Linked DNA regions of Mus musculus: region 1 is linked to region 2. A link is a loop called in an ENCODE intact Hi-C map of the cell type or tissue named here. Cell type or tissue: gastrocnemius. All regions are shown on one strand.

Evidence for each region. Peaks named below come from ENCODE experiments on the same cell type or tissue, not always from the same donor. Only the 100,000 strongest peaks of a DNase experiment are listed, where the experiment ranks them.
Region 1: a loop joins it to region 2, with 1.9 times the contacts of the local background. A loop is called at or near these places in 6 of 42 quality-filtered maps.

What each region holds. Positions count from the first base shown.
Region 1 is chr15:53,125,813-53,130,812 of GRCm38, forward strand. The region is part of intron 1 of Ext1 (exostosin glycosyltransferase 1); the gene reads right to left. Among named protein-coding and RNA genes, the nearest start is that of Gm41323, 190 kb to the left of the region's middle. In gastrocnemius, a CTCF peak has its summit at 2,938 (motif pointing right); DNase peaks (open chromatin) are centred at 2,224 and 2,937; H3K27ac peaks cover 387 bases.
Region 2 is chr15:53,238,202-53,243,201 of GRCm38, forward strand. All of the region lies in intron 1 of Ext1 (exostosin glycosyltransferase 1), which reads right to left. Among named protein-coding and RNA genes, the nearest start is that of Ext1, 110 kb to the right of the region's middle. In gastrocnemius, no CTCF peak of the experiment used is centred here; a DNase peak (open chromatin) is centred at 2,743; H3K27ac peaks cover 538 bases.

The sequences.
Region 1 (5,000 bases), 110 kb before region 2:
ATCCATCTTCTTCTTAGACTAATTTAGAAATTAGAGCAACTACCCAAGAATGTCCCATGCTGCAACAGAGATAGTAGTGTGGGGTCAGAGCGGGCCAAATCATCAGCTGCTGATCCCCTAGAAACAAACTGGAAGGGCAGAAAAATAAAAAGACAGATCACACAACACAGATTCTGTTTCTGTATTTTACAATAAAGTCCAATGTAGAGTAATGAAGGGGCTAGGTAAGTCCACAGAAGAGGGAAAAGAAACCTCATGAAACACACTCATAAAAAGATACCTTAATGTGGTAATGAAGGCAATAAAACAGCTATGACCACTGATTGACCACACACATATGTGCTCAGCTTCACACATGTTACCACAGTCTGTTGTCAGGATTGGGGGGCTGGGGGGGGGGCACACAAATTCATGCAGTAAACCCATTTTGCCATGGAAGACTGAGGCTGGCAGGTCTGGAGTTCTATAGCTGATGAGAGGATCGCAAACAACATGAAGATGCCCCACCCCCACCCCCAAACTCACAACCTGAGCTTCTGTTAATGTCAGTGGGGTCTCCCACTGTCAGCTTCGATGTCATGCAGAAATAAGTAGAAATAATCTCTTTCAAAGCATCATTCACACAAAAGATTATGGTGCTCATGGGTAATACAAATAAAGTACCATGAAATCTTAAAACATAGAACTCATACGTGCTGATTTCCAGGTACATTCATATTCTGACCCCCTTTCCCTCCTTCTCCCCCAATATGGTCATCTGTGTAAACTATTCCGAGCAAGCAACCATTAAACATGGCAGGTATGTTCATTTAGTTCACCCACTCTTGTGAAATCCTCCCAGGGATCACATAGGCCCCAAGCCCCAGACATCAGGATTACTCCCCTACTCCCCTGGGAGTCTTCTTACTAGAGACTATGTGTTAATGATGAGGAAGATTAAGTCAGTGGCTACTTATTCACAAAACAAATTTAACGGAAATAATAGAAGGGTTGAGAAGGCTACTCATAGTAGCACACGCCTGTAATCACAGTACCAAAGCTGGGAAAGATGATCACAAATTCAAGGCCAGATGGGTTACAGAGCTAGCTCTGACCTCAAACAGGGACAACGCAACAAAATAAAACAAGAAAAAACAAACCTCAGAATTATTTATCAGATTAAGATTTCAAACATCATTCTTACTTATCCAGATGTAGAAATCTGAAGGATATGATACTGGAGAGATTAATTCCAAATGGATGATAGATGAATCTCTATAGAATAATAGAAATTAAAGACAAAAAAAATACCCAACTGAATTCAGGACAAGAGTTTATGTGCACATATTACTTCTGGGCTATTTCAACCCTAGCATAAGCAAACTCAGGAAGGGAAACATCTCCCAACGAAGGGTGCTCAGTGACTTTACTCTTGTGGGACACTACTGTACATTTCTTTCCTATTGAGCTGTCTTGATTTTATTGAGTATGTATTGTAACATATTTCCGACCACACAGCAGTGACTCAGTAGTGTCCTTTGTAAACACGAGATGTGTATATACACAGCAGAGATGAATTTTTAACAGGGGCTCTAACTTGGGCCACCGATTAGATAGAGTACAGCACTGCTCACTGATACATTTGGTTCACTCCAGATAGGCCCCGATAACATTTTCACATTAGCAGAATTCCTATCAAAATTGAGATCTTAGACTTCTTATGACAAATGAGAAGTTCCAGGAACTCTGGGCTGCACTTTCTCAGAGAGAATTGGCAAGTGCTGAGCTATCTTTGCTTCCTTTGTGATGTCCCTTACCTGTCCCCAGGAGCCAGGTGCTATTGTGATACTGTATCACTGTGCTATTGTGATAGTATACTATCACAATAGATACCCTTGTGATATATATCACAATAGTTACTACTGAATCACAATAGTAACTACTGTGATAGTAATGCCTTGTATCCAGGTGAAGTGGCTAGACGTCAGAAAGGACTCATAGGAGACGGGATGTTGGGAAGAGATGCCTCCTCCAACAACAACCAAGTACTTGTTTTGGTAGGAAAACATTTCATGTGGTCTGTAAAATTAGCCATACTAGAGACAAACACATTGGGTTTCTTTCCCAAGGGCTTCTTTCCCTCCCTCTACCCACTCAAACTCCTTTCCTGCCCTGAATATAAGACCATGGGCATCTATAGCCCAGTCTGCAGTGGAGAACCATCTGTGAATGTCACAGAGCGGCCTGCTGCCACTCAACGGGCAGCCCATGCTGGGCTACTCCAAGTCTAATCCATAATTTACACGAGATACTCCGGCATGGAGGCTACGACATAAAACATTTATTGACAAAGGAAACAGCCTGCCACTTTAATATAGTTATATTTATTTATGCAAAGCAACACATTCTATCTATTTATTGAGCCTTATAGGAAATTTAAGTCCTTATTTGGGGGCTGTGAAAAGAAAGCCAGAAAATTCCATGAGATGTCTGAAATTGTTATCTTAAAACTTACGGTTCACAAAGGAAGTCCCCTCACACCTCGAAAGCGGGGGTGGGGGGGGCGTGGGGGGGTGGGGCATGAGAGTGCCACATCTCTCTGTCTGTCATCTGTCTCACACAGAAGGTATTTGCTACATGCTGTAACCTTGGTCCACATAATACATACAGAGAACAACAAAACAGTGAATGATGGCATTTCACTCTGCATTTTATCCCTTGTGTCCTAGTGTGAACCTTGGTAATGCTTACTGAATGAACTCAGTCTGCTGCTGTGATTATGAAAATGTGTGTTCCAAAAGCAAACTCTTGATTCATGGTCATTCTGGACATCAGCAGGACCACCAATTTGGTTCCAACGCCTTGTATAGCGTTGGCCACTCTTAAAGATGATGCAGCCAGCATTTGCTACTACACAGGGCTTCCCAATCCACTGTGAATGTAGGCACCAGATGCAGCCAGCAGATGGGGCACGTCCATATGGCAAGTGTCCTCATTGAACTGGTCTGGTGAGAAAGGCTGTAAGACCCTGCTTCCTCCTCCGAACCATCAAAAAAGATACCAAGTAGGAATGCAGAGAGACACCCCTTCTCTAAAAGGGGTGTCTGGTAATTTTGTTGGCTTCCTTTTCGTTCCTGTTAGAAGGTTGAGAAAAATAGGGGGCAGGAATAAATGTAGCTAGGATGATCATGATCCACCAGTCAGAAAGGAGAAAGGTATCACTCCTACTACTTGGAATGGCTACATCTCATTTAGTCAACTTACACATCCTCTGAGCCTACATGTACGGAGGCTATTCGCTCTGAGCCCACTAACCCCTGGAAATAGCTGCTGGATATCCCACAGGTCCCAAAAGGAAACAGAATATGTCCTGCAGAACATCCCATCTACAGGGACTGTACACACTGACAATGTGCAAATGGAAGGTACAACTACACATTGGGATGAGAGCAAAAGAGCCACCCATGTGACTAGAGATGCTGGGGGGTAGTATCCTAATGAGGACAGATACCAGGGAAGCCCTCTCTGCAGAAGACAAGGTCTAAGGACTGCGGGAGAACACAGCTCCAGGGGCAAGGGAAGAGCAATCCAAAAAGTGGAACGCAGGAATGCTGGGTGGCAAGTTGCAGCATTCTCCACACATGCAAGAACAATGGAAACAAAGTCAGTCTCTGTGGGGGTGGGGGGTGGAGGTACTGGTGGAGAAAGGAATGTAAGTGGTAGGGCCAAACACAACTGTCTGGGAGGGAGGGCAGTGAGTGTCTCTGATTCCCATCCATTAACACACAACCTTGGGGCAACATAGGCAAATCAATGAAACACACACACACACACACACACACACACACACACACACACACACACGGCTAATAAGTGCTTAATTCTGCAGTTGCTTTTTACTTTTTTCTTGTATATGGAAACTTCTTTTACTTTGCAAAGTAAGCATAAAAGCAAGCACCATTATATCAATTTCCTTTTTTTTTGCAGGTGAGGAAACAAAACTGCAGAGAAAGCTTCAGTGGTTTGCCCTGGATGCAAGAAGATCCTACCTGGTACAGTCCAGAAGGGCACCTCTCAGTAGTGTGTTTACAAAGTCATTCTCATAACATCCAGATGTGCTTTATGAAGGGAGTTAAAGTCTAGGCTTTGGGGGAGGGGTGAATATAGCTCTAGTGGCAGTGAGGATCAATATGTTCTAAAAAGACAATCTATGACTTGGCACTGAGTGTAAGAATAAACAGGCCAATACATGATCTTCCTGCCAGATGCCATCTTCCTTAGGAGTTTTGGTTCTACACATGGACACCAGAAAGACAGTCAATCAAGACGATGGACTTTCTAGGGAAATTTCAAACAGACACAGCCCCTGTTGGGACTCTCCCCTGCTCCATAGCCTAGCTCCTTCCCCCTGCCACCTCTGCACACCTTGATCAAGATAGGCTGAGGAGGCGAGAAGTAGCTCTGCTGTGGTCTTGTAGGAAGCCAGAGAGTTCAGAGGTGTTACACACAGGCACCCAGGAACCCTGAGCTTGGTCAGAGCCAACCACTGCCGCCTTTCCCAGCTGCTTCACATCGCTCAGAAGATAAAGTTATTCTACATTATTATTCCTGCTGCCAGGTCACCTGTCACCTGTCACTTGCTGCCTGACATGATGCAATACAGACTCTTCATATGCAGTAAGTTGCATGGAATTTTACCAAACTGACATATTTGCAATACCCACTCTTCTGTGTCTAAGAAGAGCCACAGGGAGAAATGTGTTTCAGCAAGATGTTAAAACAACACGTCTTGGGCTGAGGACATAGCTCAGTTGGTAGGAGTGCTTGCCAAAAATGCCTAGAGTCCTTGCCTCAGAACCTCATACCGAGAGCGATGGATGGATGTACCTTTCCAGTTACAGCACTTGGGAATTAGAGGCAGAGGAACAGGCATTTGATCAGACCATCATGGGCTACACAGCCAGTTCAAGGCCAGCCAGGACTGCATGAGGCACTGCCTCAAAAAACAAACAACAGCTGCA
Region 2 (5,000 bases):
TCTCTAATGTCTATCTAGAAATTTGTCATTCCTCAGCAATGGGAATCCTCAGGCAGCTGCCCCTGACCTGGATTGATTAATTAACTAATTAATTAATTACTTGCATGGCTCATAGTCCAATTGCTCAAGAGTCCTGTGTACCTACTAGCCACCCTGTTGGACAACGCAAATACGCAGCTAACTCCCATCATCCAAAGCTTCAAGAGCCCGCAGAAAACAACAGAATATATTCAATGGAAATCTTCAGAAATGAGCATCTCCAAGAGTTTTGTTGCGTGCTATTCTGAATTAGTCCAGCATATTCACACTGTATGTGCTGTATCAATCACTCAGGACTGTATCAATTGTTCAGATAGCCTAGTGCTTGTCTGCATGGAACCCTTATATATATTACCATGAAGATCACAGGTCTGTGTCACTCCATTTCCTCAAACAGGCATTGTATAAACTCTTGGCACCACAAGAAGTAGGACAGGAACTATACTACACAGATTTTAAACCAGAGCACTGTGACACTCCCTTTACTCCTAGTATGGGTAGCAGAGGGGGGCAGATATCTGTAAGCTCAAAGCCAGCATGTTCTACATAATAAATTTCAGGACAGCCAGGTGACGGGCTGTCTTTAAAACAAAACAAAACCTATTTTGTGATGGGAAAGAAGTGGTCACAGTCACACCGTTATTTTTATTTATTTATTTATTTATTTATTTCATTTTGTATTTTTTGTTTTGTTTTGTTTTGTTTTGTATTCAAGATGGGATTCCTCTGTGTAGTCCTGGATGTCCTGGAACTCATTCTAAAACTCAGGTTGACCTCAAACTCAAGAGCTCTGCCTGCCTCTGCCTCCTCGAGTGCTGGGATTAAAGGCGTGCGCCACCACCCTGGCATAAGAATTTCTATTACTATAACTTCAGATGAGCTGAACCCCACCCATGCTCTTCAGCCAGGGCCCTGAACGGCACAAAGCAAAGGTATCTGCAATCTTAATACTTAATGTTCTCCCCTCTCTTAAATCCATCATTGTAATAAACAGCTGTTCGTGCTGGCAAAGCATATAGTAATTTGTGAGGCAGCCCAGTAACTGGGAAAACAAATCTTCATATTGGAACATCTGAGACATTTTGTAAAACTACATTATTCCTACAGTTCTTCAAGTAAATTGGAAAAGGGAAGAGAAGAACCACAAGCAAATGGGAAACAGTCGGTTTTTTGAAATGGCTTATTGTAATGCAACTGAATATTCCTCTTTCACTGACCCTCTACCCACCCTGAGCCAAGCAACTAATGTTTTTGTTTTGTTTTGTTGAAGAAAAGGCTAAATTTTTCCATGAGTGCTCTTTTCTGAGACCCAGCCTGCTGAACACTGATTTTATTCTCATGATCTTACCCAGCTCTGAAGATGGAGAATCAGATGCCAAGATGTCCACGATCCAGATCACCGTGGTTCAGCCCCAACTGCAGTGAAAGTCAGTAGTTATGGGAAAGGGAAGTCCCCTTCTGCTTTCTCTCCCTACACTAAAGGGCTGATAAAGTTGAAGCCCTGACTGCCACTTCCCAGCACGGCACAATGACCATATTGTGCTTGCTTTTTATCTCCTGTTTTATTGAGAGTGAACATCTCACTCTATTTAGCTTTGCTAGCTTAGAACTCCCTTTCCTCAAATACATAGAGATCCACCTGCTGAGATTAGAAGTGTGCACCACCAGGCTCACCCTGCATGTTTGTTTTTTATAAATCTCCATTGTACACTAAAAAGGAGGAGTCTCAGCTCTCTATAGCAGCAACTAGAAGACAGTACATTCGGGTTTCTAGCCCTCTTTAAGGAAGGATTTGTAACTGCTTACTAGGAGGAGGAAAAGGCCGATACAAAAACCTCAAAGTCATCAGTATAGACAAGAGTCAAGCATTTTCTTCCAGTAAGGGGTCAGACTTGGGCAATGGGTCATCTTTTGTCAGCTCTTGATATAGACCAAAGGACAAGTAGCTAATGCCATTAACTCAGAAGAAAACTGGTTACAGAAAGAGATCAAGAAAGATAAAAACTTAACCCAGCGAAGCTGACACATACATTTTGCATCATTTAGTAGGAACACAGACTGGGAGACAACCTATTTCATCCTTTGTCTGAAAGCATTAACTCAGATTAGCTCATTTCTTTTTTTTTTTTAATAAGTTATTAAGTATAGCTTACTATGCCATTAAAATCTTAGTGCACAAGAAGCCACAGAATTATAAAGCCCTTTTCCCCTTGTGTATCAAGCATTTTTAAAGGCCACGTCTGCTTCGATGGCTTCTTAATTCATTCAGGCCGATATAGCAAAATAGCAAACTAGGTCATTTATAAACAGTAGACACCTGTGTCTCTGTTCTAGAGGCTGAGAAGTCCAAGCAGGTTCAATCTCTGATGCCAGGAACCAGAGTAAGTCTTCCTTTATGCTGTACTCACCCACACTGGTGAAAAGTCACTCAGGACCCAAAGCCACAGATCATGGCACTCAACTCTGCCAGCTCCTTCCTAGAGGAAATGCTGTGTTCTCCACAAATGACTGTGTGTGTTCTCAGGACCCCAAGGTTAACGTCTTTCTAAAATCATTAACAACAGTAACTGTCTTGGCCTAAGAAATTCCACAAAAGGGTAGGAGCTAACCAGGATCCCTTTCTAAATGATACCAAACCTCATCTCCCACCATGCTCTCTTCCTCACTGAGCCTTTTGCAGCACCATTGCCAAGTGGCACTCATTCAGAATGCTGGTCAAATGATACACATGCTGCCATCCTGGCATGTACAGCTGTCACCACCATGTCTGACCTCTTCAATGTCAAGAGATAATAAGCGAGTCCCTTATCAAGCTAATGAGAATCTACAGGACAGCATAAGGACTTTTGCTTCATCTCCACCTCCCATTCACCACTCTGAAAACCAATGGTGAGTACGAAGCCGCCATTCATTTGTGCTCACTTCTATTCCCCAAGGTCTCTTGGGGCCTCCTCTCCAGTGAACCACATTTGCTGAGTCCATCCTATGGTACACTTGGTGACTGGCAAGTTTGTTTTTGCAAAGGGTCTTCTCAGCAAGACAGGACCCTGGTGACCTTCATGACTAGGGATGATTCGGCGTTTTCCAGAGGGAGAGGATTTTTTGTCAAGGGAGTCACAGGAATCATCAATAAGAAAGTGCGCTAGACCCACCATACAAACACAGAAGAGATGAGCATGTTAAAGAACCCTAAGTACATGTTCCTCAAGACCAGCTCATCCACTGTATAGGAGTTTGAATGCATCACCCATTTCATGGAAACAGAGGCAGAAGGGCTGGAAGTACAGAAGTCACTAACATGTGTCAAGTCCAGATCATTGCTTCCTAAGGGTCCAAGCTGCAGGGAAAGTCAAGAACAAAAGCCACAAACAACCCAATCTAGGAACACAAAGTAATACACTCTTCCTCTTCCTTGAGTCTGTCACATGAATGACAGGAAGATTTTTTTTTAAAAAGGACAAAACCAGCAGTTACTTAACCATGCATCACACAGGCATTTGGGTGCTTTAATTTAATGTTCCATAGAATGTTTGAAAACCCATACTTTAGAGCTAAAGCAATCCAGTTCTGCAGAAAACATCTCCCACTGACTAAGCCAATGAAAACATAATCATATAATATCTTGAAAAAAAAAAACAACAACAACAAAAAAAACAAGTCAATAAAGGCCAGCCTGGTCTACAGAGTGAGTTCCAGGGCACCCAGGGCTACACAGAGAAACTCTGTCTCGAAAAACCAAAAAAAGTCAATATTTTATGCCAATTTTAAAGGGGGGGGGGAGTGACTCTAGCATTGAAAGCTAAAGGTCTACACAAAGACTGCACTCCCTACCAGGCCTTAATGCAGACATATGCTATTTATTATCTTCATAGATATGTTGAATTAGATTAAGCAATAGATACCAAAAGACATCTGTGCTAGGGTTTTAGACGTTCTTTTTGGATTTCTGGTAGCACTCTGATCAATGCCCCATAAAAACACATCCTCTAATATGCTTTTGAAAAAAAATTGGAAAAACACGTGATTTCTGAGTTTTGTGAGACTCCCACAATTTTAATCCTCAATGATACTTCAATTCCAGGAACCACAGTGAAAGAGCTCTAGTATGGTGCCTGCCAGTGGGGCGGTGCTTTTAATCTGTAGAGCCCTTCAGCCTGGTTTCTTATTGTTTTCCTTCCTCCTGCCTCTGCTTCTGCATTCAATGGCTTAGAACGGCGCTCTTTACACCTAGGAAGAAAATCGAATGGAAATGTTGTTTTAAAACTTCAGAGAAAAACATTTTATTTTTCATAGCCAGAACATAGTCTCAGAGGTAAGCTTCAAACCACAGCACAAAGTCAAAACCTTAATATTTTTTCACTATATACTGAGCGGGAGAAAGAACATGCTCTGTGTGTGAGTGTCTGTGTAATGCATCTTTGGATTCCTTATTCCTCTAAACGCTTGCAAAATGGTAAGTGAACTTATATTGCATCAAATGGTACCAAAATCTCTCATGCATCACCAAATGATAAGTTACATTTTCAAAGGAAGAAAGTTGTAAAAAAAAAAATTGTGTACAGACAAGATGTTATGAAGGGGCTAAGAAAAGGAAGGGAGATGGACGGGAGGGCATTTGGTTAGCATTAGGAAACATAAGCCCGTACCTCTCACCTAGACAAAGCACTGTCATGAGTTTGGGTGTATCTACAAAAAATTTCAAGATAAACAATCCTTAAAGAAGCTGAGTCAAGGGCTGGTGAGATGGCTCAGTGGGTAAGAGCACCCGACTGCTCTTCCGAAGGTCCGAAGTTCAAATCCCAGCAACCACATGGTGGCTCACAACCACCCGTAATGAGATCTGATGCCCTCTTCTGGAGTGTCTGAAGACAGCTACAGTGTACTTACATATAATAAATAAATAAATAAAAAAAAAAAAAAAAAAAAAAAAAAAAAGAAGCTGAGTCAAGAAAGTCATAAAA